Linked DNA regions of Mus musculus: all the other regions are linked to region 1. The links are chromatin loops, found by intact Hi-C in ENCODE. Cell type or tissue: left cerebral cortex. All regions are shown on one strand.

Region 1 (4,000 bases):
AAAAGTTTATTTTGCTATTTTCGATCTCTTGGAAGATGATAGAAGTTAGCTTCTCATCAAAAGCCCCATTGGGATTCGGGCACTAAAGTCTCCATCCAGAGCGTAGATCTACAGAGAACTACTTTGAGATTTCTTACCATTGCAAAGTAGCTTTGTTGTTATGTGGACTGCAGTTTTGATTCTGTCCACGTGATGGCACTACCATAAAGAAAACCATTCTTTCCCAGTTGGCCGGGACTCAGCAATGGTATTTTATTAAATGCCTGTATCTTTTTGGTAGAACTGAATTTCACACGGGATGTTCAACAGTCTAGAAAATACAATCGTATCCCCAGAAAAATATGTAATGGTGTACGATATGAAATTGAAATTAAAAAAAAAATCTCTTAACTGTTCTTTCAGTCTTTTAACTGTAACATACACAATTAATTAGAGCAGAACTCTCTCTGGGAAAGTAAGGTGGTGTTCTCCAACCAGCTGGTCCGTCCAATGGCCTCACACTGGTCAGGGAGCAAAGGTCATGGCCAAGTTTATGAATAAAGCAGGGTGTGTGTGTGTGTGTGTGTGTGTGTGTGTGTGTGTAATTCTGCTTCTCCACATCCAGCCCCGCCTCCCTCTTATTCAAACCTGGGATACTCTTGGGTTAAAGTCTCCTGTCCTTTGTGAACAACATGCCCGGGCTTGCATTGAGATAAAGCAGGGAAAGGGAGAGTGTCTTGCTGTCTACCCTGCAGTGCTAAGGAAGCACCTTTGCCCAGTGTTGGAAGTAGCTGAGCTGAATGTCTTCTTAACTACTAAGACTGGACTTACCTATGCTTGATAGTGGCCTGGAGGAAAAACCATTTGCCCTTATTAATTTGGAATTCTGCATGTCACTCTTTCCCTGTTGGCAAGGACTGAGCACTGATATTTTATTAAAGGCCTGTATAATCTTTGGAACACAGAACTCCAATGTGAAGTGACCGCTTACGTACTGTGTTAACCGAGACAATAGGACGGGCATGGAGTTCGCAAAACTTCGTGGTTCTATGAAAAATGTATTGATAATAGCTATTTAAATCGTCTAGGACCCCGTTTCTTCACCTGTAAGATGGGAAAGATGTAGACTAGGCTATGTCCCTTCAAAACAGGTCCACAGGTAGCTAGACTATGTCACCCTCAATGTAACCGCTGAGTCGGGATAAGTTTGAATTGAATTAAAAGATAGGTAGACACAGAAAGCCTGAAAGTGGCACACCACTTTTTTGTAAGGAAAAAGAAAAAAAATCACATTTATTAAAAGAAGTCTCAAGTTCTAAGTCTCCAGAACCAGACAAAAAGAACGATTCTAAGTAACAAACTTATCAGTGAAAAACATAAACTCTTCCCTATTTACTCCCTTGTTCCCGACTGCCTTTTGTTTCCTGTCTTTTCCCACACTCTTGTTTTGGCTTCTGATAGCATTCAAACCTCAATTCTAAGCCACTTTGGAGGGTACTCTTTTTGTTGTGAATGGAGAAACTTGTGGTTCTGCAGTTTATCTGCCCAGCCCGAGGAACCACAGTGATAATTTGAAAGGGTAGAAGGAAAATGATTTTCCCTCCCCTAATATGGCAGACTTTTTCATTCAGGATTGTATTAAGATGATATAGACAGGGCCGGGCAGTAGTGGCGCACACCTTTAGTCCCAGCACTTGGGAGGCAGAGGCAGGCGGATTTCTGAGTTCAAGGCCAACCTGGTCTACAGAGTGAATTCCAGGACAGCCAGGGCTACACAGAGAAAAGAGAAACCCTGCCCCCCCCCCCAAAAAAAATGTATACAGCATTTCAAAATAGCTACCAGCGGTTAATACGGAACCATACGCGCTGGAACAAGGAAGAAGGAAAGTCTCTGAGATGGTACAACTGAACAGTAAAATCTGTAAAAACTGAACAGCCGCCTTTATTCTCCACTATACCCCACTGTGGGACCTTAGATTGACTCTGTGTACCAGGGCGGTGACATTGCTTAGTGACATTAGATCCACGCAATCTGAATCACCTAGTTGGAACAAAAAGTTATAGATGACTTCAATTGTAGAATTATAATTGGCAACAGAACACTTTTAGCGTTACTGTGGAAGCCAGCCCATATTGTTGCTAAGGAACCTCGGCCCACTTAGACCGTTAATCGTTTTTCTGAAAAAATCCACAGGATGGCGATCTTGCTTAGACTTGTTGCGTACCAAACCTTCTCCAGTCGTCAAGCCCTCGCTCCACTCCAAGGTTAAGAGCCTGGCCTCTGACAGGGGTCACTTATCAGGCGATGGGAAGAGGCTGCAGGGAGCTCAGATACTCCCACGCCACAGCAGGTCACCCGGATCTGCGACCCGGATTGTGCCTGGTTCCCTAGCTGCTCTGGCTCTGCCTGGTGCCCGGTTCCGCAAGGCCGGCCACTGAGCCTCCCGCCTGCGGTGGCGGCGGAGGTCCCCAAGCGCTCCGGGTCTCCGGGTGCCACCCCGCGGGGCTCGCTGGATGACAGGGTGTGGGGCTGCACACAGTCAGGAGGGCGGTGCCAACCCTGCGGCTCCCCCGGGCTGCTACCCCGCATCCCCGCTCCTCCAGGACCCAGACAGGGCGTCCGCCCTTGGGTTTCTGTTTCCCACGTCCAAAGTCAGGGCACGCGACGAACTGGGGGCACTTGGCGTACCGCCGCCTTCAGGCCAGGTCGAAGCCCACGACATCCAGGCGGCCACCCCGCACCTATCCACAGCGCGGACTCCGGGGCCGGTGGGTGGAGCGCTCGCCGTGACGTCACGAGGCCCCGCCCCAGCCAGCCGGCGCGTATTTAAAGCTTCGCTGCTCGCTCTTGCTCGCACAAGCGAAGCAGGACGTCAGACTAGAGAGTAGGGAGAGAGACTGGTGCTCGAGGGACAGGGCTAGCCCGGACGCTTGTCCGCGCCTCGGAGGTGGCAAGTAGGCAGTGTCGGGTGGCGAGGCAACGATGGAGCTCCTGCGGACTATCACCTACCAGCCGGCCGCCGGCACCAAGATGTGCGAGCAGGCTCTGGGCAAAGCTTGCGGCGGGGACTCAAAGAAGAAGCGACCGCAGCAGCCTTCTGAAGATGGGCAGCCCCAAGCCCAGGTGACCCCGGCGGCCCCGCACCACCATCACCACCATTCCCACTCGGGACCCGAGATCTCGCGGATTATAGTCGACCCCACGACGGGGAAGCGCTACTGCCGGGGCAAAGTGCTGGGCAAGGTGAGGAGCGGCGGACGTCAGGCTGCCGGGCGGGAGGGCGGGCTGCCCGGGCAAGCTGAGCGAGCAGGGACCCAGCGCCCGCACTTCTCGCTCCTTCAGCTGTCTGGTTCCCCGAACGATCGACGTGGGTTCCTCTCCTGCCCTCCTGGGCTTCTGTGCGCCGACAGCGCTGGGGTTCGGATTTGCATCCTTAGCCTGTTTTTCTCCCGAGTCTAAGAAGGAGGACTGAAGGCATTCTACCTTGGCCTTGGGCTCTCACTATCTGATCCCCAGGGAGCTAGCCTGTCAAATTTCTTCAGAGGGCATTTTCCTCCCTTTCCCCCTTCCACTCCCTTCTCCATAGAGTTCTTTGTAAAGGGGAAACGAGAAAACTGGACTGGTTTCTAGGAATGTGCTGCCCTTCCTGAAAAACCATTATACAAAGCAGATTGTACTGCTCTGCCCACCCTCTGTTCCTCAAATTTTGCTTCCCGTTCCCATTTACGTATTCATTTATTTTAAACGTTGGCCCTTCATTTTTTTTTTTTTTCCTTTTTTCTGTCCTGCTCAATTCCATCTCGGCTTTGTTTCCTCGCAGGGTGGATTTGCAAAGTGTTACGAAATGACAGATCTGACAAACAACAAAGTCTACGCTGCAAAAATTATTCCTCACAGCAGAGTAGCTAAACCTCATCAGAGGGAAAAGGTGGGTATGACTGTCGACTAAAGTATTTTCTTTGTGTGCAGGGATGGCCCTACCCTGTTAGAAAAAAAATGTCTTCTGCATGTGTAAGCACT
Region 2 (4,000 bases), 150 kb after region 1:
AGATATATCATGGTGCCTCCTATCCAGTGCAAACGGGGAAGTACTACAACCAGGCTAATCTCTGGCCTTCCCTTCCCCAAATTCATTCCTTAGAATTACAATCTCAAATGAAAATGTTGGTATTGCCTGCATCACTGGCCTTTGTATCATAAGTATTATCGGGGAACCAAGGGTTGAGAAGGGGAGAAAAGTACAAGGAACAGGACCTGAAGAAATGAAGGCCAGTTAAGAGTGATGTTTTTAAGTCAATGACCATCCTTATAACCACAGAATAGTGCAGCTCTCAGCCGTCAATTCAGCCTTATACCTACAGAATCATGTAGCTGTCAGCCCTCTTTAAAGCAACTTCTTTTTGCAGCAGATGGTGACCATTACAGTGGGACCACCTAAGGTTCAGGGGGCAGCAAGATTGCAAGAGCCTGAGGACCAGGAGACAAGCTTTGAAATGGGGTATATTGGATATGACACAGTGCTTCACCCACAAAATCATAACACGGTGGCTGCCTAAGCATGACCTGCCCAATGGCACAAGTTGACATACCAACACAGACAGTGTAAATATCACAAGGCCTCACCCCTAAATGAGCTACAGACAATTAATTGCTACTAAGAGAGGGATTATCTGTCTTCTCTGGGAAAGAGCTTTGATGGATCATCCAATCCTACTTGGTTGCCCTTAAACAAATAATTCCTAGTGAGCAACACTAAATGGACTCAGCTGGCTGTACATACACACACACACACACACACACACACACACACACACACACACACACAGAGGCATATGTCACAAAAATAAAGAAGAGGCCAAGAGTTTCCATGGTCGTGGGAGGCCTGGGGTGAGCAGAGTCGAGAGCTCTGGGGATGGAAAGGATGTAAATACAGTATTCATGTCTTGATTTTCAATAAACTAAAAAAAAAAAAAAAAAAAAAAAAAAAGAAAAAAGAAAGAAAATTTTCATTAAGACCAATGTGGTACACAGCTACAAGGAATGGCAGTCTTTTCATATTCACATCTGTAAATATGAAGTACTTATCATTCTATTTGAGAATACTGTGACTTCAAATTCCACTGAAGTTAAAAATACTGAAAATAATGATTAATCAAAAGAGTAAATATGTATGTGGGAACAAAGCGCTTATAAAGCAAACCCACTTTGTGTGGGTTCTGTGTCTGTGAATATGCTCAACCCAACCTTCATAGGTATTTGCATGATTTAACCAAATAACACATACCATCATTAAAAATTTTACATTGATATGCATGGGAGGTTTATTTTAGTACACAGTCACATATTGTGACATGCCTTTTACTGGGGTTGTTATTGTATTTTGGTTTTGATAACTAAATCAGTGAACTAGAGAAATGTGGCAATTAGCAACTTCACATTGACCTTTGTTCATCTGGGCATCCGTTAATTTATGCAAGGCTTCAATTCTGCTACAAGGTTGACTATCAGTTCGCTGTGTGAGAAGAAGTGTTGTGAATTCATGTGTGGGGGAGCTTGGCCTTGTTGGAAAACCCTGCTTTGTGTTTTAGGTTGAAGGTCAGGGAGCTTTATCTAATAACCACTTAGATTTTGTTTTTCAGAAAATACATATAGATAAGTGAGTAGAAAAGTATGTGTTGATATTTGGAATAATGAGTTTGTTTACTTATTATAATAAAGCTCAGCTGATCATTGGTATCAATAACCCTGCTACATAAGGCCACTCTAGGAAAACCAATACAATCAGTTGATGGGGCATGGATATACTCCTTTGGTTATAAAAGTTATACTTCTGAGGATATGTTAGAATGCTGTGATTCTTCTAATTACCATGTTACCATCAGTAAATTAATTTGTTTTTAACATTGGACAGTTCACTCTAATTTTACTTTGGAAAACTTGGACTCTTTCTGAGCATGCCACAGGGCAGCTGGAAGAGCATTCGACTTAATGAGGTGAACTCCCGCACACAGAGGTCTTCACGTGTGTAATGATGATCTTTAAATACAGCTTTCATCACCTCTACATCTCTGTGACATCCTGATGTCATTTGTTCCTTCACGTCCTTTTGTTCTTTCTTTATGCTACGTGTGACTAATGCGATTCAAATATGCCTGTAGCCATGGAAACTATACGAAGGCGGAAATGTGAGTGTACTCATTTGCAGGCCTCCACATCACCCAGCCAGCTTCTCCGTCACTGAAATATGCTTTATGAAACTATTGGACACAAATAACTGTGGCTATGTCTGATATTCCACAGTAACTCGTTCCTTTTTAAAAGTGATAGTATTTGTGTTAGGAATCACTACTTGTCCATACTGCCTTGAGGTCATGTGGGGGAGTCCACCAACCTCAGTCATACAGTTAGATGTGTGATTTCTGTGAAAATGCTAAGAACTGACAGGGCATATATAGTAAGCACATGCTTGTCGAGCCACAGTTGCTGAGTGCCAGTGAATGGAACTCAATTGGTGCCAGTCGCCATTTTGAGATCTTGATTTATCTTTCATAGCTGCCAAAGTGAAGATATATTGTTCTCCGTCCATTTTAATTAAGGTCCCTTTTTTATTTGCCTACTAGGTGACTTTTATCCATTCTCTGTACTTATCACATTTGATTTTATTTCATCTATTTGTTTCTGTCAGTCTGTTTTCCTTTCTTTTTGCTTTTATTTCTAACTCATGGAGTCGTTAACTGGCAGAATTGGAGAGGAACACAGACGATACAGTTTAACACATGCATTTTATAACTGTGACAAGCCCAGCCCCCCAGTAGAACAGCCAACTCATAATCTTCCCCTTTGATCACAGGCACACTAAGCATACATGTCCCAGAATAAACTCTGACATCTCTGCAAAAGTGTTCCTCCCACAGCGCTTCTGATATAACAAATGTTGTAAGCCTGCACTCAAATGCTTAGGCCAAAATTCCCCCAGGCCATCCCTGAGTCTTGGTTTCCTCTCCTAGCCTGGCACCCAACCTATCAGCCAGGCTCAATTCAGGTCTCATCTCAACACAATGCCATCTTCCTAAGATCCCTGACTCCCACTCCACAACCTACTCTGTCCTCACCATGAATCATCTATGCGGAGCTACTGTGATTGGCAGAATCACTGTCAGCATGCTATGACGTAAGTCCCTTGAGGACAAGAGCTTTGCATATCTTGTTTCCTATGGTACCCTTAGCTTTAGAATAATCCTGGAACACAGAAAATGCCCAGTCATAATATAACTGGAAAAAAAAAAAAAAAAAAAAACAGTCCATGTATCTTAGCTGAGTCACTGAGCTGTAGTATCATGTGACTGTGGAGTGGCAAAGCTGAGAAGAGACAGTGAGGGTGCTCTACTTCCCCAGCATGCTCCCTATAATTAGCTGCCTCTCCTTGCTTTGTTTTTTTCTCCTAAAGCCTTAAGCATCTTGTACCATAGAGTATTTCCAACCCAAAGAAGGACCTACATGTATGTAGTTAGTTTTATGCAGTGTTCCTGGTTTCTTTCTTATTTTCTTGGTGTTCCTTTAACTTTGCAAGACCCTATGAGTTAGTTCTTCCTAAAAGCCAGTGACTATGCTCTTTTCCTTTAGAAGCAAACCGTTCTCATATTCCAACCTTTCTTTGGTCATTCAATGCCCAGTCCATCAGTGAGTAGGAGATAGCTCTGAATAAAAACCTTAAAATAATACAAACTAGAGTTGTTTATTAAGGTAGGCTTGGACCATGCCTCCCCCCTGCCCCCTGTATTTCAAGAATTTTTTGCAGTTGGCAGAATTTGAGATCTTGTGATTAGTAGGTCTGAGATGACCATTTTCTTAACACCTGTTGCCTAGGGACTACACTCAACTCCAAAAAGCCACTCCTCTAAAGCAGCTGTCCACATAGCTGTGGTGAAATGGAAGCCATGGGGACGATATCCTTCTTGATTTATTTCTCTAAAGCTAGGTGGTAAAACTCGCTGAAGAGTTAAGATGACTTAGACACCATCAGAAAGCACTCTTTGTGCAATGAACAG
Region 3 (4,000 bases), 230 kb after region 1:
TGCTGGCCGTGGGTGACTGCTGGAAGAAGGGGCATTCCATTTTCCTTAGGAGTGTGCCCACTGACAGTGTCCCCATGCCCTAGTAGATGACCCCATACACAGCACATGACACTAACTGGATTCCATAGGTTCAAAAGTAAGTTAGTCAAAAATTACAAGAGGGAGGCATGTAGTTTGGAAAGAAATCTGAAGTGGTGTCTGGGGTTGGGGAATTGGAAGAGATATAAGGGGTAGATATGATCAAGATACATTTTATACAACAATGGCATTAACAATTAATAAAGAAAAATAAGTTTTACGGGTGGTGGTGGAGGAAAGCAGGTGCTCTAAGGAATCAGGTACTGGAGATGAGCATTTTCACATTTCAGGAATCAGCTGATAAACCAGAGCTAGCTTCTGGCTCAGAGGGTGACAAACTGCATTAAAATAACCAAAGGAAGTGATGTTTCAGGACACACACACACACACACAGTGAAGGCAATAGAAAATATGAAAATGTGGTCCCCCGGTTGAGCACCACACAGAATCTCACAGTAAGTGGGATATTGATGCTAATTTTGTATCAGAAGATAAAGGAAATCTTTGTGGCTATTGCATCTCCCAAGGCTGGAGTTACACTTTACTGAGACGATGCTACTGGCCTTTTTTCTCAGAAGATGGGTCTATGGTAAGTGAGGTTATTGTGGGAAATCCAGGGGCATGACCTGCAATGACCCACTCCCACACAGACACTGCCAGTGAGACGTAGATACAGAAGCTGCATCCTCAGAGATGCTAGAATCTGTGATCTGTGAGTCCATGGTATTTCTATCCTCTCTGAGTTCTACTAGGTAGAAATGACTGGGAAATTCCACTCACTTTGAAAAGACTGGAGTCATTTTCTTGTTTTGGAAACAGAATTTTGCCATTATAATAAAGAATCCACTTACAATTACAAACAGTAACTGGTGAAAATTATCATAGTCAATATCATTGGAGTTAGAAGCTCATATGGGGTACTCACCGTAAGGTCATGAAGATGCTAGCTAGTCTTTGTAAATGAGTTTTACCTTTCATATTTGCTTGATTTTGAGGAATTGGCACCATCATCCTATTCTTTAATTAGACAAGATGAATCTCAGCCTCCCCAAGTACATTTGCTTTTCTTATATGCTCTTAAGTACCAAGTGAAGACACTGACTAGTTTATAGTGCTCCTAAGTACCAAGTGGAGACACTACCTAGTTCAGCTCACCCCCACTACCCTCACTGTGTACAGCAAAGACAGCCCAAAACAACAGCTAGAAAGCTCTGAATTAATTCCACACCACAACTTATCTCTTTTGTGTTTTTGTATTTACCAAATACCATTCTCAAAAAAATAATCGAACTCACTGAAAATCCTGTTTGCTGTTGTCGAGGCTGAAAATTGGTGACAGCAACTTCAGATACAATTGGGCAGGTTCCTACAAAATGGACTGTACCCATGCCAGAGATGCAGTTGTACATTTTTGTATTTATCCAAATGATTTTAAAATGGGTAGCCACCAAAAGCCTTCCCATGGGTGCTTGTAACAGTTTTAGTCATAGTTAACAATATATGGACACAATTAGAATATCCTGCAATCGGTGAATAGATAAATGTATATTAACCTAACAGTAGAGCATTGCTCATAACAAAGGGTAATTCTACCACAGCATGGATGATATTGCAAAGCAAAAGATGTCAGCCTACAAAGGCTGCACACCATGATTCTAGGTTCCAGGATTACAGAAAAACACAGTATAGAGATACCAAGACCGCACTGTATGAATTCCTCTTTGCCCTTATAATCAATATCAGACAAGGAGCAACTTAGAGAGCAAAGCTACATTTGGTTTCCAGGAAGAGAGTGCACTGTATTCATGGAAGCTTGGGGCGGAAGCATCCCCTGGGTGTGCCAGCAGGAATGTGAGGCTGCTTGCTCACATCTAAGAAGACAGAAAGGAACTCTGCACTAGCTGACTTTCTCCTTTCCCCTCTCTGTGCAGTCCCGAACCACAGCCTGTGGAATGGGTCCACCCACGTTTAGTGTGGATCCTATCCCCAAAGCTAATCCTCTCTGGAAACGCCCTTGGAGACACACCCAAAGACATTCCCGAGTCACACCCTAAATATTACTTAATCCAAACAAGTTGACCTTGAAGATTAACCATAGCACAGAAGTTAGAGGTGCACACTAGCAGGTGGAGTACTGGGGAGTCGGTGCCATGAAAGGTATTCTGTATGTTATCACAACAGTGTGCTCATGACGACGTATGTGAACAAAATCCTGTGGAACGAACCCCAATGGAAATGTCTTACTTACGCTAGTAATAACTGGTAGCAATGTTAATTTATTACTTAGAGCAAATGCTTCTCACTGATGCAAGATCATCGCAATAAAAGAAACCGTGTGAAGCAAAAGCTTTCAAATGTTTGTTTTTAAAAACAAGCATCTTCATACCTCAAGCCTTCTTTGTCAGAATGCATTGTGGGTGCCAGAGACACCTGATTATGTCATTGTCCCGGAGGCTTTAGCACATAATTTAGCATGGCCATCATCAGGCTAAGCAAGAGCCTGAGAGTGCTCACGTTGTCCAGCACACTGAACTGGAACGGGTATGAGATGCTGGGTCTCTGAGAAAAGAAGAGTGTGGCGTTGAGGGTGTGAATTTAACTCTTCACTTGTGCTGCTTTGGAAGGAAGGGGTTAAGGGTTTGCCTGGCTGTGGGAAGTTCCAAGAAGAAGGACAGCAGTGGGGGAGAGTCACAGAAGCAGAAGCAGAAGCAGATAAGATTTCTTAAGAGGTGACATTTCCTCCTCGGGAGCATCCTGGACTTTGCAGTTTCTTTGGAAGTGAGGGTCTTTCCTGCTGTCACTCTGAGCCTGACTGTCTCTTTCTGGGGCTCTTTTCTGGTTTCAGTTTGTCTCCAAGTAGGAAATGTTAACAGTCATTGCTGTGGGAATATCAACCTCATGTTTTTAATAGGACAAGTAGCCGATATTAGAGATATGGGTGAATGAAGGTATGCACTTGCATGGTGTTTGTGCTACCCAGAATACCTCAAGTTCAAGGCTGTTGTATCAGTCGGGGAGAAGACTGGGAAGATGGGTTCCTAGTAAACACTTGAGCACCACTCACAGGTCCACTGTTTATCTGTTCTCTCCAGCAAAGAGCAATCACCAACAGGTTCTTTTTAATACTAGTCTAGACGAGGTTTTGCAATGTTGCAGGTTCTTAATTGTAGTAATTACTGCCTGAGAACAATTAAGCAGTCACTACCAAACATTTCTATTGAGTGAATCTAGTGTCCTATTAATAAACAGTCATGAACTTATCTCTTTCTGGAAAAACCTCCCTAGCTGGTTCCCTACTACAGAAATCTCAAGCGGCGTTTGTTCCCACACATTCAGAGTTTGTAAAGCAGCTGTGTCCCCCTGAGCCAGACATGGTCCCCGTTCCTCTGAGGGCCAGAGGCAGGTTCTGCAGCTGCCTGCTGCCCTGACTATGTTCTTGTTACTAATTAAAGGTAGTGGCTGTGAATTCAGTGTGATACACAATAAGTATTCATCACGTAAGCCTGGGTGACCTGGATCTGCCTGCTGTGGATCCTGTTTCCCTCTGCCTGGCTCCTTTGCAAATTGCATCTGTAAGTATCTTTTCTCAGGGGAAGCAATTTCTAATCTTTAGATCAAAGCCAAGCGTGAAAGATAGCTTATCGTTTTTTTTTCAAATCATGAATTTCATATTCTAAATTATCATTTTATCTACAAACACCTACATCAGTGTTCTAGCCGGAACAGTATTTCTTTTCGTTCCTCTGTTCATTTGCTGGGCTGGATTTATTTTTTCGAGAGGGTTTCTTGTAAGCCGTATTCTCTTTCCTGCATCACATTGTGGAAACATAGGATGGCAAACTCAGCTGTCAATCAAAGTGCTCTCTGTTCTTAGTGAAGCTGAGTCAGTCCAGCCCTAGGAGGAAGCGTGTGAAGGAGGCTG
Region 4 (4,000 bases), 300 kb after region 1:
TGTGTTTGCTTGTTTCTCCATGTAGCATCAAAGTATATTACTTAATAACCTATGAAATGGAGGATCCTAGAGCTAGTGAGAAAATTGCTGTGGTCTCAACAAAATTCAAAAAATTTAAAAGAGGATATTCAATATACTCTTCCCAGAAAGTAAAAAAAAAAAAAAAAAATCCAAAATTCATGTGAGACCAGAAGAGATCCCAAATAATCAAAGCACTCCTAAGATTAAAGAACACACTGGAGGGATTATTATTCCAGATCTCAAGATAGATCATAGGGTCATAGGAAAAAGACCAACACAGCACTGGAACAAAAGCAAACTTGCAGACTAATGGAACAAAACAGAAGACCTAAACTTGAGTGCACATGATGGCTACCATCTGATATTTTACAAAATGGCCAAAAACTACACCAGAGAAAATAGTGCCTTTAATCAACAGTGCCTGGAAAGCACTATCCACATAATGACTGAAGAAATTAGACCTGTACTTATCTCTCTACACAACAATGAACACCCACTGGATTAAAAACCTCGATGTAAAAGCTGAAATTGGGAGAACACACAGGAAGCTATATACATATTACCAGGCATAGACATAGAAAAAGAATTTCTTACTAGGACCCCATTCACTAAAGAATGAAGGCCAGCAATTGGCAACTGGGACCTCATAAAACTAAAAAGCATCTGCATAACTAAGGAAACTTCAGTGTAATGAAGAAAACACCCACAGAGCAAGAAAGAATCTTTGTGAGCTATTTACCTCTCAGTCAAGAAATCAAATAATCCAGTTAAAATATGGGGAATGAGACTGAACAGGGAGTTTTCAAGAGAAGAAAAAAATTTTAAAAGTTAAGATTGCATGAGAGAAGGCAGAAAGATTGTAAGAGCCAGAGACCCAGAAAGTCTCCTATGAGATTGGGTCTCCTAGACATGACTCTATGTAAGACCTAAACAATGACAATGTCAGTAGGGATACTAGAAGATCTGAACAATAACAGTATCAATAGGCGTGCTAACACAGAAGGGAGAAGATTTCTCAGGGCTCTGCCTCGAAACAAAGAACTATAAACAAGTGATCACTCCTGAATTGGTTAGGCAATACATAGTGGTCTTCCCTGGAATCATATATACACAAGCAACAAAGATGGACTCAGACGATTGCACTTACATATTTGCACATCTATGTATATCTATTTATCTACTATCTACTTTTCAAAGAGGCCATCAATTTGGACAGAATGGGGAGGGACATGGGAAAGGTTGGAGGGAGGACAAAGCAGAGGGGAGGTGATGAAATTATAGTTCAATTAACAAATAAATTAAACAATGAAATAAAATGCAAAGGGAAGTATGGTCAGTGGTGGTATGGGTATGAAGCAAGCGCTGGCAATATGTCAAATAAAACTGAATTTCACTATTAACATCCCTAGTAAATCCAGAGAGTGAGTGGTTCCTAGTAAATGTTCACTTCAAGGAAGTTACGATTACCCCTCCCTCTACCAGGACCTCATTCCAGGGAGAGGTGTCAAAATTGATGTAGCTTTGAGTTGGCTCTGTGTGGTAGAGCTTGATATGCAGTGAATTAAACTTACCATCTGGCAACCTGGGGCTTCTGTTGTCTCAGATTGTGAAGCCAACGTGGGAACACATCCAAGAAGCAGAGTGCAGGGGACCTGGTGGGTACTAGAAAGCACTGGACACATTACACTCTTTCTTTTTTATTTATAATTGTTATCCTTTCTGAATCTGTGGATGTCACCTTCATTTCCGGACCTGACATATTTCACTGGAGGTTCTTTGGAGAGTTCGGACTCTAATAACAGAAGAATCCCCTGGCAAGTAATGATCTTGTGTTGTAAAACACTCTAACCCATCACATTCCAATGGAAACCTGCCCACGATAATGAATTCAGAAAGGACGAGGAACTGGAAAGTTGCCCTCTGACTCATGGCTCTGCTCCAGCCGTACTTAGGATAATAGATCCGGGCTGGGTCTCCCTTGGGAAAATGTGTATTTTGGGAAGGAAGATGCCTGAACAGCATATAGAGAGGTTTCCTGTGCTGCCACGAGCAATTTATGACTTAATGAGTTTATTTATAGGAACATTATAAGTCCGTTATCATTTCAGAAATCAATGAAGCAGTTTCCAAAGGAAGTCAGTGATTTGTGGCTATCAGCTAACACAAATTATTTATCACAGGGAAAAAGAATCCCTCCAGAAAAGAAAACTGGTAACTGAGCAACGTAACAGGAGATAAATCCTTCAGGAACATTGAATACAGTTTTGTAAGAATAAATGTTGCTTAAACAAAAGGCCATAGTGTGTCTACTGGTTAAACATCTTAAAAAGCTTTTAGAACTCTTCTTTTCTGATTGTGACTAGGACTTAATGCAGAGAGCTGCCATTCGCGAAGAACTCACTGCTACCCTGTGGATACCTGCTAACTACTCTATGTATGTTCTTTACCCCCTTCGATCTGATACCTCACAGAGGGTAAAAGGGCTCTGAGAGATGTGGTAAGTAATTATTAAAGAGATATAATGGCTTGCTCGAAACAGGGAATGATAAAAGGGGGATGATAAATGGAGTGATAAGTTCAAGTCTACCTTACTCTAAATCTATGTGTTTCCCCTCTTATACTAACACCACTGGTTCAAGTTATTTGATAATGTCTGAAACAGATGTGTTTGATCTGTTTCAGATCATTCATTTCACTCTACATTATAATATACAGCCAGATACACACATATCCAATTTACTTATCCATCCCTTCAAATATATGAGTCCGTTGTTCACCTATGGCAAACCCTTACTAAGCACATGGGACCTATGAATTAAAACTTAAAGCCTCTCATCTCAGCGACTTAACAGGGAGAAAAACCAGATAGCATTTATATTGCACATGTGCAACTATCAAAGAATGTACAAGATCATGAAACAGAATGGCAGCACAAATTCTCTAGGCCTGGCGCTGCACAACATCACCACACTTGTCAAATTACCAGCTATCTTTCCAAAGCTACTGACCTCAACTCCAATTGCAGATAACAGCAAGGGAGTTGAGACTGTTTATGTGGGTTTAGGGAAAGTTCCATCTGGATGTCAGTAGAGCGCACAGGAAAGGGTGTATTTCTAGACAAAGGAAATCTCCTTCTCCTAAATGTAGAACCTCTTGGAAACTGTTCTGAATTTAGAAATCAACTTCAACTGTCACTGTTTGTGAAGGGGGTGGGTTGAGGTGGAACATACACTTGAAGTAGCTACATATATCGCAGTCTCTTCTTCTAATTGCCTTGGCAATTCTAGAGTTGGATCCACAAGGACTCGTATACTATAATCTTTTATTGTTTGCACATGATTATTGTTTGCGCACAATAGACTGTACTTCTCTGTTTGGTAAAATTTGAATTTCTCTTTTAAATTAAAGCTTTCAATATAATGAAAGTAGCTTTCAAAAGTTGTACTGTTCATTCCTTGAAAACCTACAATGAACAGTTTCTATACCTCCTGCATCCTGGTGTTTGTTCCTGATAAAAATAGAAACACGTCTTATAAATATAAACAGAAGAAAAATGATAAGGACCAAGTTCAAGTTCTAGGCAGCATTGCATGCTGGGAAGCACAACGTACGTGATTTTTAGGCTTCATCAAAACGTGCATGAAGGCAAGTTCATGGTTACATCATGCCCTCTGCTCTCCTTTGTTTTCCATTGCTGCGATAAACACCAGAACGCAAGGCAATTTGGGAAGGGAAAGGTTTAATTTGGCTTACACTTCAATGTCACAGTCTGTCATTAAGGGAAGTTAGGGCAGGAACTCAGACAAGAATCTGGAAGCAAGAGCTAAATGGGAGACCACAAAAGAACACTGCTTACTGGTTTGTTCAGCCTGCTTTCTTGAATAATCTGCAACCACCTGCCCCTCAGTAGAACCACACAGTGGGCTGGATCCCCCCCCCACACACACACATCAATCATTAGTTCAATTAGTTCAGATAA
Region 5 (4,000 bases), 570 kb after region 1:
CTTGAACATTTAAGACCTCATGTCTGCCTCAACAGTGACACATTTCCTATAGCAAGGCCACACTCCTCTAATAAAGCCAAACCTTCTAATAGTGCCACTCCCTATGGCCAAGGATTCAAACACATGAATCTCTGGGACTATACCTAGCCAAACCACCACAACCACAGAAAACATCTTCATGCTGAATAGACAGCTCTAGTTTGGACACTGAGAGGAGGGAAAAGTTGAGTTCCTGGTCACATGTTACAGATGCTCATTTTAAAACATCATAGTAAAAATAAACGTACTCTTAAAGAAGCAAAACATGAAATCTGAGATCATGGATTCGATTACTAATCCTACTTTACATGCTGAGTAAATATAGCAATTCACTCACCTGCCCAAGCACCAGTTTTCTCATTTGATCAACGTGGATAACAATACCTATCTTGCAGGCTACGAACAGGCCGTTCTGGAGATTGCTATCAACCCCTTCTATGTATATATCTCCCTTTTGTCCATCTGGGAAATAAAACATGAAACAATATGTCTGCTGCAGATACTCTTTTCCTAGACCTGATATTAGTGATAACCGTTGCGAACAATTAAAAAAATGTTTTAAAAATTCTTTTAAAAAGAAGAAACATGTTTGCTCTTCCTTAAATGATCTTAGGGTAGGCATCAGCTTTAAAATGAATCTGGAAGTAGTTTACCTTTGGTCCTTTTATGCATACACACACACATGCACACACATGCATACCTACACACACAGGTTTACCTAGAGCCATACAAGAGGCAACAAAGAAAAAAAATCCCAAGAAGGCTCTCCATTTACACAAATGTAAAAGTCAAGGGACAACCTTGTTGAGCCAAAATATTGCACAGTTTTCTGTCATTCTCTCTTGGGTTGCATCTGTGTTAAAAAGATTCTCCCCAAAAGTGGCAAGGGGCACCCTTTCCTGAATTCCCAGCTCTTGTCAGGAATAACAAATTTCTAAAGAACTAAATTAAAAAGAAAGTTCAAAAAGGAAATCTCTCTTCTAGTCTTTCTTATTGCACAGTACAAATGGCTAAGGACTCCAAGGGAGACCACCATAAACTCTGTAGAACAAAGTGTAGTATTTCACTGTGAATTAGCCTGTTAAAAAAAATGTTACAAAGCAGAGCTCATTGTTTTAGGATTTACTGTTCCACACATCCTAAAGATATGATAAGAAACTATGAAGTCAGCACTGTAGCTATTGAGACAGCGAGAGCAGACAAGCTCCATCCAGAAACAAATAGATTTCCTACAGACCTGTGATCTTGCTTATCTAAGAGGAAGGTTTTGTTTGCTTGTCAATCAAGCAGAGCAGATCTTCTGGGCGCGCGGCCACACCTTGGACTGGGGAAGCTCAGGAAGGAAGGAATGTGGGAAGGAAGAGGGGAGAGGCCATTTCCTGATGGGTCAGCTGCTGGCAAGTGTCTGGACCCTGGGAAAGCTGTGGTGTAAGCCTTCCTCTCCTTGGAGAGCAAGCAGAGCAGCAGGAACAATGGTGTGAAACTCTGCCGGTAACTCCCAGGTCACGCCTGGAGCAGCATGGTCCACCGGCAGCAGGTTATGCCTCAACATGTCCTGGACTCTCGGCAGCCTGCTGTTTAAACCTCCCTGTGCAATCCCTCTGCCAACATGAAGCATATTCTCAAGGCAATTTCTCTCCAAGGGAGACAAAGAGCATCTAGCACTGGGTTAACTGAAAAGCCATGGCATGGGAGAAAAGGCCTTCTAAGACTCTCAGACTGCCAATCCCAGAGATCTTGACTGACAGTTCTTATGTTTTAACATCCCAAGTGATCTTTTTATGTTCAGTTTCTGATTAATCTGCAGAGCATCCTCCTGTGTTAGGCTACTCAGGATCTGTAGAATGAGTTAAAAGACACCATTCCCTGCTCCAGGCTTGGTCTCCCCACGCTCTGAAAGGGCTGTGCCAAGGAAACTTACTTCTACTGTTAATGTCTCAGCTAAAAGGTGCTTAATCATTGTAAGAATTTCTTAGCTGGGCGTGGTGGGTACATGCATATAATTCCAACATGTGGGAGGTGGGGGCGGGGCCATCAGGAATTTGAGGTTATCCTGAACAACATAGTGAGTTCATGTCCAACCTAGAATACAAAGTACAAAATCTGAAGAAAAACGAAACAAAACTACAAAAATGAAAACAAGGACCAGCTGGGTTGGTGCAGAGGAAAGCCAAGATAAACCAAGAAAAAAAAAAATAAAACACATCAATTTAAAAATACCTTATTCAATATTCAAGACAAGATTTCCTACTGTTCCTAGTCTAAGAGACTAGTTTAGGGTAATCTCTTTCCCTCCCTTCCTCTTTCACACAGTGTAAGCAGGGCATTTGGCTCCTCCCTAGCACAGTGCAAGCCTCCATGTTCTTTAAATCTGGTACATTCCTGCCCTCTAGAGGACAGAGTTCCAATCACTGCTAGGATCAAACAGTTGCTTTGTGGAGACTGAATTGTCAAATTCATAGCCGTGAAGTACTCTTGGCTCACACAGGCACAACAGCTTTCAAAAAAATAATCTTTCTTCAGGTGATTCCCAGGCATCAAATTTACCTAAAGGTCATTTTTCTTATAAACAGGAGTAGTTCGTTGTTGGTGAAAATGTAATACCATATGGATTTATTTCTCTGTTTTTCCTACACGTGCTTAAATTGGCCAAAACAGTGGCAATGAGCTTAAGCCAATGTCTTTGGAGCTTCTCCCTAATCCTCACCCCTCAGTTCTCAACACAGGAGTCCAAGAGCGCCAGGAAGATCATCCAAAGAAGTCATTCTTCAATCCCTTTAAGCCGATGGGGCTTTGCACTTCCCGGGCAGGATTGAAGCAGCCAGACACATGCTGTCGCCTTCTCCTCCACTAGGAGAACTTCCTAGCAGAGCCAAGAGGGCCAAGTGACGTTCTCCAAGTGACGTTCTCCAGGCCACAGAGTTGGATTGAGGCATATGGTGCAATGGAACCCAAACTGCTGATAATGTTTTTAAGCCTGTGGCATCAGTTTTCTATTCAAAGACCAAGCCAGAGGTTTGCGTTATTTTATTTTTAGTTACATAGACACCAGGCTATTTATCACCAGGGACAGAAGTGAATCTAGCACTGCCCCCTGTGTGGTGGTTTGAATGAAAAGGGCCTCCATAGGTGCAGAGGGAGTGGTACTATTAGGAGGCATGGCCTTGTTGAGGAGGTGTGCCACACTGGAGGTAGCTTCGAAGTTTCAAATGCTCAAGCCAAACCCAGTGTCTCTTTCTCTTCCTGGTGCTTTCAGATCCAGATGTAGAACTCTCAGCTACTTCCCCAGCACCACACCTGCCCAGATGCTGCCATGCTTCCTGCCATGATGAAAATGGACTTAACCTAGAAACTGTAAGGCAGCCCCAATTAAATGTTTTCCTTTATAAGAGTTGGGTAGTCATAGAGTCTCGTCACAGCAATTGTCACTCTCCAACATGTGTCTATTTCAGACTAGGTCATGGCACCATTGGATATGGTGATCTTCCTGGTTACAGTCATCTATATTCTGGAACCTTGGAAAGTGTTTGTGATGCTGGCTGTCCTTTTATAACAACTTTCTGGCCTTTGTTCTCTTCCGTTTATGAATAAGAAACTAAGGAATATCACTAGACCAGGCCATAGAGCATACAACTGTAAGATCTCTTCTGCTCTAAAATGTGTCATTTCTGTTTCATCACGAAGTTTCTAACAAAGAAAAGAGCACTAGATCGATGCATAAATTACTTCATCTATTTGCTTTTAAAATAAGATGGGAACTGACATGCCTTAGGCTTCATACTTCACCGGCAGAGCTAGGGCTAATAGGGATTCTTAATTTCAAGCCAGTCACTGTACAAAGTCTATTATAGCTCCTTTCTCATCCTCCTCCCCTGACACACACACCAGCTGCAGAGGTCCACCGTGAAATCACCATACACATCAGAAAGATGTTGTCTTTGACAGTTCCTTCCTTGCTCTC
Region 6 (4,000 bases), 350 kb after region 1:
AGCTGCATATGTAGCAGAAGATGGCCTAGTCAGCCATCACTGGGAAGAGAGGTCCCTTGGTATTGCAAACTTTATATGCCCCAATACAGGGGAACACCAGGGCCAAGAAGTGGGAGTGGGTGGGCAGGGGAGCAGGGTGGGTGGAGGATATAGGGAACTTTCGGGATAGCATTTGAAATGTATATAAAGAAAATATCTAAGAAAAAAGAAAAAGAGGACCAGAAAATGTACTGTTGGATCCAAGCCTTCAGATCAAAGAGAAGAGTTTAAGGAAAAACTTGAGGGAAAATGAATAAAGGGAGGGGCACCCTTAGGGCAACAAAAAGCTTGTGAAGCAAAGGAAAAACTTTGAACAAGTCAAAGCTTACGCAAATGTAATTCAAGGATAGGGTCAGAGCCCATCCCAAGCCAGCAGAAGAACTTGGCAGCTTCAGGCACAGGGGTGAATCTTTTCTAGATTCATTGGCGTCTCAAGGATATCGGAGATACTATAATCTTGGGATGCATGCCAAGGGTAAGCTGCAGACAGAAAGTGGAAAAAGCCCAGGAGAGAAAAAGTGTGCTGCAGTCAACAAAGCCGGCAGGAGTATGAGAAATCTAAGTCAGGCTTTAGAGTTTGTGCCATTGAACTTTCATCTCACTCTGGACCAGTATTTTCTCACCATGTTCCCTTTTCGACATTTGGAATGGTAACACATAGTCTGTAACATTGTTATTGGAATTTGTCATTTGCTTTTTAATTTAATTTAATTTAATTTAACTTAATTAATTTTTATTTTACAGGGATAATAGTTAAGAGAATGCCTGTGTCTCAAAAGGGACTTTGGGCATTTTAACAATCTTGAGACTGTTTGAGACTCTGGGGACCTTTGAAGTTGAACTGAATGCATTTTGCATTACGATATGGCTACAAGGCTTTGCCGGTCAGAAAGTGGAATGGGACGATTTAAATGAGAATGGTCCTTGTGAGCTCATATATTTGAATATTTGGTTCTTAGTTGAATTGTTTCAAAGAATTATGAGGTGTGGCCTCGTTAAAGGAGGTGACCCTGAGGGTAGTCCAAAACCCAAACACATTGCCTCCTGCCTGCAGATAACGATGTAAGTTAGGTACTGCTCTAGCTCACAACTCTAAGCAAGCCACCAATAACATGCTTTGTTCAGTAAGCTGCCTTTGTCATGGTATCTCCTCATAGCAATAGAACAGTAAGTAGGAAGCCATCCAAGAGAAACTATCAGGCTAGCTGATCTATACATTAATCACTTCTGTTGAGAGTATGAGCAATTCACTGTAGCTATTTCATTGAGTAATTTTTCCAATAAAATATTTTCATGAAATACCCACTACTAGAGAACATTAGCTCATGAAACGAGATTAAGACATAGTTCATTTTGATCTCTACCTTCTTGAAGCTTAACAAAAAGGAGAATAAAATTTTATCTTGAGGAAAACAAAGGACTCCGTTAAGAGCTGGCCCCTTTCCTCTCCCACTTGGTGTAATTTTAGTTGTATAATGACTTTCTCTCCACCAATCTCTGTCATATCACTATATACTTATTAAATGCTTCTGCCTTTTCTTCCCAAAAATCCTATGTATTTCTGATATAGTGTTCATTATATTCCAGTATCGGAACAATAGGTTTCTTGTCTTATACCAACTAGAGGAGAGCTTTTCGGGTGCTGATGAGTCATTCTAATTTTGCATTCTTAGTTTCTGATTCTGTGCTTGACATGCAATCTTTGTGCAATAAACGTGGTTAAGCAAACGAATGTCTGACTAGAAGAGTGCTTTTACACTTTAGTTTTCTAAAGCACTGGACTGTGCCGATGAATGCACAGACTGAAGCTGCGGATTTCCTGAGCATCTGTTGCTTCTGAGCATCCTCCTTCACTCGTCACGCCCATTGTATCGCCAAGGACTCCTGAGCACATTTTATTGTTGGGGAACAGCCACTGGCAATGTTGTTTCTCCTCAAGGGAAGAAAATTCTTTAAATCTGTAGGAATTTTGCCATGTACCTTTGATGTGAAAATTGTATCATCTATTTTTGGGAGAGTTTGCTGTTACATAAGAATATAAAGAAGGAAGCAGAGAGGCCACCAGTCAGCCTTCACAATCTGTAGGCTTTGATTTTCAAAGCAAAGACGGCAGATTAAACTCTCAAGTCTTGAGTTTTACTTGGAAGGAAAACAGGGTTCGGAACTTATTCACATCTGACGGGCTCAGTTTATAAATGGCAAAGCTGAATGCTTAAGCTCAGAGCTCCATCTGGCCTTTGCACCTGGGTTCCTACAGTGCACCCCACTATCAGCTTTTTGAAGGATGTCACTCTGAAACATGTTACTGTCTGCTGACATGTCTAGGAATTCTCAGCTGAAAACCCACAATTCTTTGTTGTTTGGACCAATGCAACTGTTGCTAACTGTAGTATTTATGCTAGCAGTTATTAACTCCTTTGCATCCTAGCTCAACATAATCCATTTCTTCCTTGATTGGGACTGTTATCATATTTGTCTCTGAATATCTCACACCTCTGTTTTCCTTTACTCCTGTATTCCCTTTTTATTTTCCTTCCATTCTCCTTTTCCAAGAATAAATGTGAGCAAAGTTGCTCGAGGTTAATGCTAACAAGCAGGAGATCATGACACTGGGTCTTGGGAACAGAATGATTTTTTCCTACTTGAAAGGTGAAGGTTTGAAAAGTAATTGTTCCAAGTAGCATCTTACATAAATGACACATCTAATTTTACCTTGTCAAATCGTTATGCAGATGATTAAACCTGAGGCTTCTTTTTCTACATAATAAATATGTTATAACCAGTGCTTACCAAACAAGATTTCAAGATTTATATTTATTCTGTATATGTATGTATATAAGTCATATATATATATGTTTATATATATATTTATAGTGAATATATTTTTAGTATGTAGATGCTTTTTGTCATCTGTTGCAAATATTTTATCCCATGATCCACATTGTTTCTTATTTAAATAGACTGTTGGGGGTTAAGGCTTGATCTAAAACCAACCATGGAATGCTTCTTACCATTTTTCACTAATCTAAAATAACCAAATTGGTTTGGGAAGGAGAGAAAATTTTTTTCTTAGAAAAGTATCTTTGTGGTTGCATTTGGTTTTGTGGTTAACACAGTCCTCTCCAAAAAAACCTCAGTAGAGGAGGTAGGTGACCCACAGGTATAATTATGGTCCCGTTTCCAAATTTAGATAATGTACCACAGGTTGGGCAACTCTTTGGGAGGCTAAACAAATGTTACAGCAATAGTTAGCTATAGATTCGATGTGAGAAAAGCCTGTGTATGTTTATGAACAAGTCCTACAGCTAAGGCAGCGTTCTTCCACTGCTAGTTAGCTGAGTCTCCTTTAAAAATAGATTTCAAGGCAGTACAATAATCAAATCACCATAGTTAACCCTCAGAGTAACCTTCTGGTGTTTACAGACTTATTTTTTAAATGATTATGACAGTAGATTTTAGATCCAGCAGATAGAAACTTACCACATTCTGTTCATGAAACTTTTAGACAGTATACTGCACCAATTTATGAGAGGGACCTTTGGCTTTTAGAACAAAGCAAATGAAAAAGGTAGTTCAGACAACGGCTCAAGTAACAATGTCAAGGATTTGTCTTTGCTGGGTAAGGAAGTTGACAGTATCTCTAATAATTTCCACTAACTCAATGAAGCCTACAATATAAGCAAGAACTGGAAAAGTACTTTGTACAACACACTACCTGCCTCCATCGAGACCTCACACCCAAATCATTCCATGTTTCTAAATTGCGGTGCTATTAACTTACATCTTTTACCATTTCTCTTCAGAATCACTCACCATGGTAGAGTATTATCAACTGTCCAAGTACCACACAGATAGGGAAGGCTTCAGTCAGAACATTCAGAACAAGCCTGATAGTTCTTAAGTATGATAAGTATGATCATCCTTAAGTAACCCTAACCCTAACCCTAACCCTAACCCTAAC
Region 7 (4,000 bases), 160 kb after region 1:
GGAGATGTGGCCTGTTCTGGGTAGGATGTTCTCAAAATAACCAGAAAGCCCCAGTGAAGGCGTTAAGCTTGAGTGTTCTGTAAGATGACTAAAAGCTTTAGGAGTATTTAAAGGAGATGAACAGCAGGGAGGGACAGGGTAGGAAGTCAATCTGGCCAGAACAGAACACTTCAAAATGGTTTTATCTGAACGTTTTGAACCCTTGACACTGAGTCACTTAAAGGAAGTAGCCAATCCCCAAGGAGTGACTGAAGACACGGGATATAGATGCTGTAGCTTTGGGGTGCATTTCCCAGTATCTAGAAGTCGGGTACATATTTTGCCAAACCAGGCTGTCCTGCCTGGGGCAATTCCAAAGTAGAGGTGGGTGCTGAGCCAAAGCGATCTCTTTTCATGTGCACAGACCTATGCACCTCATACCACCACCCCAAACCTGGAATCACCATCACCAGCATCATTACTGTGCCCGGAGATATATTAGGAGTGGCTACAGCAGCAACAGGACCATCAGGGAAGAAGCAGAATTTGTTAGATGTAGTGATTAGGGTTTGGAGCTTTTTGCTGTTGTTGTTTTCGTTGTTTTGTTTTGATTTTTTTTTTTTTTTTTGCTTGTGGATGTATCTCCTGCTATTTTTTTCCATCAAAGGAATATTCTGTGACTAGCCCTATGTTCGAGGGCAGGGTTGCTAAATACCCAACAGTAAATGAACATTCATTTGAGCAGCAAGTCCTTCCCCATGCATGTGCTGTGTTGAAAGCTGACCATACAGCTGCTGTGAGTTCTCAGCGTTCTGAGCCAAAGTTCAGATCCTGGGGGCTTGGACAGATGTTCAGGAGGAAAGCAACTGTCCATTCTCTTTTGAATGCTAGCCTACAAGGATGCTTGAGATGGGAGGGGGGAGGGAGGGAGGGAGGGAGGGAGGAAGGGAGGGAGGGAGGGAGGGAGGGAGGAAGGGAGGGAGGGGAGAGAGGACTCAAAATCTTAGTGGCAGATCTGGGCAAAGAAAAGAGGCAGGTCCTTCTTTCCCATTATTATACTGGTTAAGAATCAACCGTGAGCAGAATAGGGGAGAAGTACTAGTAAAAAGGGGACAGGCAGGTCATGAGATCTTAATAGCTCTTGTTAGTACACTTACTGACAATGACGTAACGCAAAATGTCTGGATTATAATTCTAGTCAGGAGCACTGGGCACAGCATCACGGTGTCTGACTCCTTGCGCACGTGCAGAGAGCAAGGTTACTCCGAAAAGAGATGTAATTTTCCCAACCGGGGTAACTCATTTATTTTGATAGCTGCGGGCACACAAAAGAGAGCAGGCGTAGTTGTTAGTTGCAGGTGTTCTTTGGAGTGTGCAGATTGGCAGGGTCTGCGTGGTGGAAAACGTATAGACTTCCTCTCCAAATAGAACCTGGGAAATCATCCAACACGTCCCACTTTCCTGAGAGGAAGCAAGATGTGGGGACGGGAAAGCTGTGTCAATAAGGCAGCGCGGCAAAGGCTTTTGTGATTGTTTTCGTATCATAAATATTCTGCTGCCCAGCTTATGAGCGTGTGATTCCAAACAATGGTAATTTGCTGACATTCTTCAACAAAACTGTGAAGGACTCGGGCTTGCGGTCCCTTCTCGCGGAATCCTCTGTACAATAACACAGAGAGGAAATTTCACGACTTGGGCCACCCTTATGAAACCACAAACGCTAATTAAGACGAGGAAGACTGAATTTCCACCCTGTAATAGGCCCAGAAAGATGACCACGTGAGCTTCGCAGGAGGAGTTTCCTGCTTTGGTGCATAGCTTCATTTCTAGGATAATTTTGAGCTTCGTTCCAGAAGTAATTTATCCGACAGTTCAGGGTCTGTTTCCCCAAATACCTCTGTGAGGCTTCCAACAGACATTAAACTAACTCACCTTCATGGATCCAGTGTTACAGTAGCACAGTTTCTCATGTATGACATTTATCCATTCAGACTTAATCACACAACTTGCCAATTCAACTCAGTCAGCCCCTCCTCTTCTTCCTCTGGCTGCAATGGCCCCAGACATCCTCTAGGTCATCTTTCCTCAGCAGCAGCTGCTGCTTCTAGGTGACAGCAAAGCAGAGCAAAGAGAGGCATCGCACCTCTTGAAGTTCCAGATACTGGGTTCTGTAGCCTAATCTGGAAGACAGTTCAGGGTTAGACACATCTCTGAGGACAGTAATCCTTATGTCTGAGTTACCTTGACAAAACTCCGAAATCAAAGCTGGGTCTATGGCAAGTTTGTTTCATTATAAGGGCAACAATGTATCATTTGTCATCTGAAGGGAAGCTTTGCGTCTTAACAGCTACTGAATAGGCATGGAGAGAGCTGTCACTGTTAGACAAAACTATTTTCTTGTTTTGAAATGGGGGTCTTGCTATGGTGCTCAGGCTAACATTGGTCACCTGGCACATGCCATCCATCTTGTCTACCTCCCAAGCACCAAGGACTATAAGTGTGTGCCACTGTGTTTGGTTCTACTCATGCAATAGAGACAGGAGAAGACAACTGGTGTCATGTTCTGGACCAGGCTCTTCCCTTGAGTAGGATAACCTTATAGGGTGGCTTGACACTCAGGTTTCTCCAGGCATACAGCTTCTTATCTTTACTGATCACTCTAGGTCCAGATATAGTTCAAAATGAAGGAAAGAGACAAAGATTATAACAAGGGCCAAGAAAAGCAATTGATGTACTAGAGTTTGCACGTCAATCCACAAATCTTTACATGATCCATGGCCTTATATTCTAGGCATAATTCTGGTTTACTAACTCTTTTTGACATGTAAAGATTTCATTGATGTTCTAGAAATCAAATCTAGGGCTTTGTATAGGGTCAACAAGTATACCACAGCCGAGAAATATCCTGCATATATGTCATATGTTGTTCAGTATTTCATCTACTGCTCAGATTTTCTGTTTGCCAACAATGTATGTAACTATCTTTATTTTTATATGCAAGAAGTTCTATGAGACACTGGGCATACATGACATTCTGGTCTCCAGAAAAGTCATCCTCTGAGACTCAAGGAAAATAAACACAGAAGCAAAACCAGTGCCGTTGATAAATGATGGAGCAGAGGGGAAAGCAGTTGCTGAGACAACAGGCCCAAGCTCTGGGGGAAAAAATGCTAGCAATGACATATAAGCAATGACATATAAGATGAAAGAAGGAAGCTGGGCAAAAGTAAACCTGGATTATTTGCTATTTTAACAGCCGAAAGACAGAAAAGAAACTGTGTGCGTGACAAAGTAAAGAGTTATAAGAAAAAACATTACCTATATGGGATACTATATATGATGCACAAACCAAAGAATTGGAATTCTATTTTCGAAAAGGGAACATATAACTCATACACTCTTTTAAACATCTTTTCTTTTGACCCTATATCCCCTAGCACCGATACACATACATACATGCATATGTCTGCATACCCATGCATGTGTGTGTATACACACATATACGTACATCTAAGTATGCATATTGTGCTAGTCAGTTTTCTCTTACTTTAACAAAATCCTGACATAAATCAACTTTTAACCAAGACAAGTTTATTTCTCTCACAGTTTCAATTCAAGTTTGGGTCTGAGGATAGTGAGACCACATCAGATTGGAGAACATGGTGGAGCAAGCGTTTCACTTCATGATGTCTGTGAAGCAAAGAGCAAGGAGGAAGGGAATGGGTTAGGTGTCCAACATCCCCTTAAGTGCCTTGCCCGCATTGGCTTAAGGCCTGCCATTTGCCTGCACCACCTAAAGGCAACACCACCTCCGCTGTGGATCAAGCCTCCACACGGGCCTGTAGGTTACACTGAGTCAAACCATAGCACGCATAGATGTAGACCTTCTCCACAGGAGCTCTGTTCCTCAGCCCCGTGTTAGCCCAAAACAGCAGGCACTTATGTAAGAGGAACTCAGGCAGTACAAACTTCTTAAGGACACTCGGAACTTCTCCGTCTGTTTTGGTTTTGCTTCTGCAGT

What was found. Hi-C counts contacts between places; a loop is a spot of excess contacts. Peaks named below come from ENCODE experiments on the same cell type or tissue, not always from the same donor. Only the 100,000 strongest peaks of a DNase experiment are listed, where the experiment ranks them.
Region 2: a loop joins it to region 1, with 3 times the contacts of the local background. A loop is called at or near these places in 10 of 42 quality-filtered maps.
Region 3: it touches region 1 in a loop (7-fold over the local background); 4 of 42 quality-filtered maps call a loop at or near these places.
Region 4: a loop joins it to region 1, with 3 times the contacts of the local background. A loop is called at or near these places in 7 of 42 quality-filtered maps.
Region 5: it touches region 1 in a loop (9-fold over the local background); 40 of 42 quality-filtered maps call a loop at or near these places.
Region 6: a loop joins it to region 1, with 3 times the contacts of the local background. A loop is called at or near these places in 11 of 42 quality-filtered maps.
Region 7: it touches region 1 in a loop (4-fold over the local background); 15 of 42 quality-filtered maps call a loop at or near these places.

The regions. Positions count from the first base shown.
Region 1 is chr13:110,392,215-110,396,214 of GRCm38, forward strand. It overlaps Plk2 (polo like kinase 2), which reads left to right and starts at 2,830. Exons shown (of 14, transcript NM_152804.2): 1 at 2,830-3,223; 2 at 3,801-3,908. The coding sequence starts at 2,963. In left cerebral cortex, CTCF peaks have their summits at 184 (motif pointing right), 2,168 and 2,748; DNase peaks (open chromatin) are centred at 189, 2,186, 2,815, 3,415 and 1 more place; H3K4me3 peaks cover 2,150 bases; H3K27ac peaks cover 1,848 bases.
Region 2 is chr13:110,538,673-110,542,672 of GRCm38, forward strand. No RefSeq gene overlaps it. Among named protein-coding and RNA genes, the nearest start is that of Gm32990, 28 kb to the right of the region's middle. In left cerebral cortex, no CTCF peak of the experiment used is centred here; DNase peaks (open chromatin) are centred at 2,155, 2,977 and 3,295; H3K27ac peaks cover 2,508 bases.
Region 3 is chr13:110,623,800-110,627,799 of GRCm38, forward strand. It overlaps Gm33045 (predicted gene, 33045), which reads left to right and starts at 3,446. Exons shown (of 6, transcript NR_167735.1): 1 at 3,446-3,650. In left cerebral cortex, no CTCF peak of the experiment used is centred here; DNase peaks (open chromatin) are centred at 628, 2,016, 3,035 and 3,588; H3K27ac peaks cover 3,270 bases.
Region 4 is chr13:110,689,112-110,693,111 of GRCm38, forward strand. No RefSeq gene overlaps it. Among named protein-coding and RNA genes, the nearest start is that of Gm33172, 7.2 kb to the left of the region's middle. In left cerebral cortex, no CTCF peak of the experiment used is centred here; DNase peaks (open chromatin) are centred at 2,001 and 3,195.
Region 5 is chr13:110,965,886-110,969,885 of GRCm38, forward strand. No RefSeq gene overlaps it. Among named protein-coding and RNA genes, the nearest start is that of 4930526H09Rik, 64 kb to the left of the region's middle. In left cerebral cortex, a CTCF peak has its summit at 2,432 (motif pointing left); DNase peaks (open chromatin) are centred at 1,368, 1,849, 2,409 and 2,839; H3K27ac peaks cover 2,211 bases.
Region 6 is chr13:110,740,001-110,744,000 of GRCm38, forward strand. No RefSeq gene overlaps it. Among named protein-coding and RNA genes, the nearest start is that of Gm33172, 58 kb to the left of the region's middle. In left cerebral cortex, no CTCF peak of the experiment used is centred here; a DNase peak (open chromatin) is centred at 1,977; H3K27ac peaks cover 1,703 bases.
Region 7 is chr13:110,556,820-110,560,819 of GRCm38, forward strand. No RefSeq gene overlaps it. Among named protein-coding and RNA genes, the nearest start is that of Gm32990, 9.9 kb to the right of the region's middle. In left cerebral cortex, CTCF peaks have their summits at 2,029 and 2,234; DNase peaks (open chromatin) are centred at 103, 1,355 and 3,953; H3K4me3 peaks cover 459 bases; H3K27ac peaks cover 3,654 bases.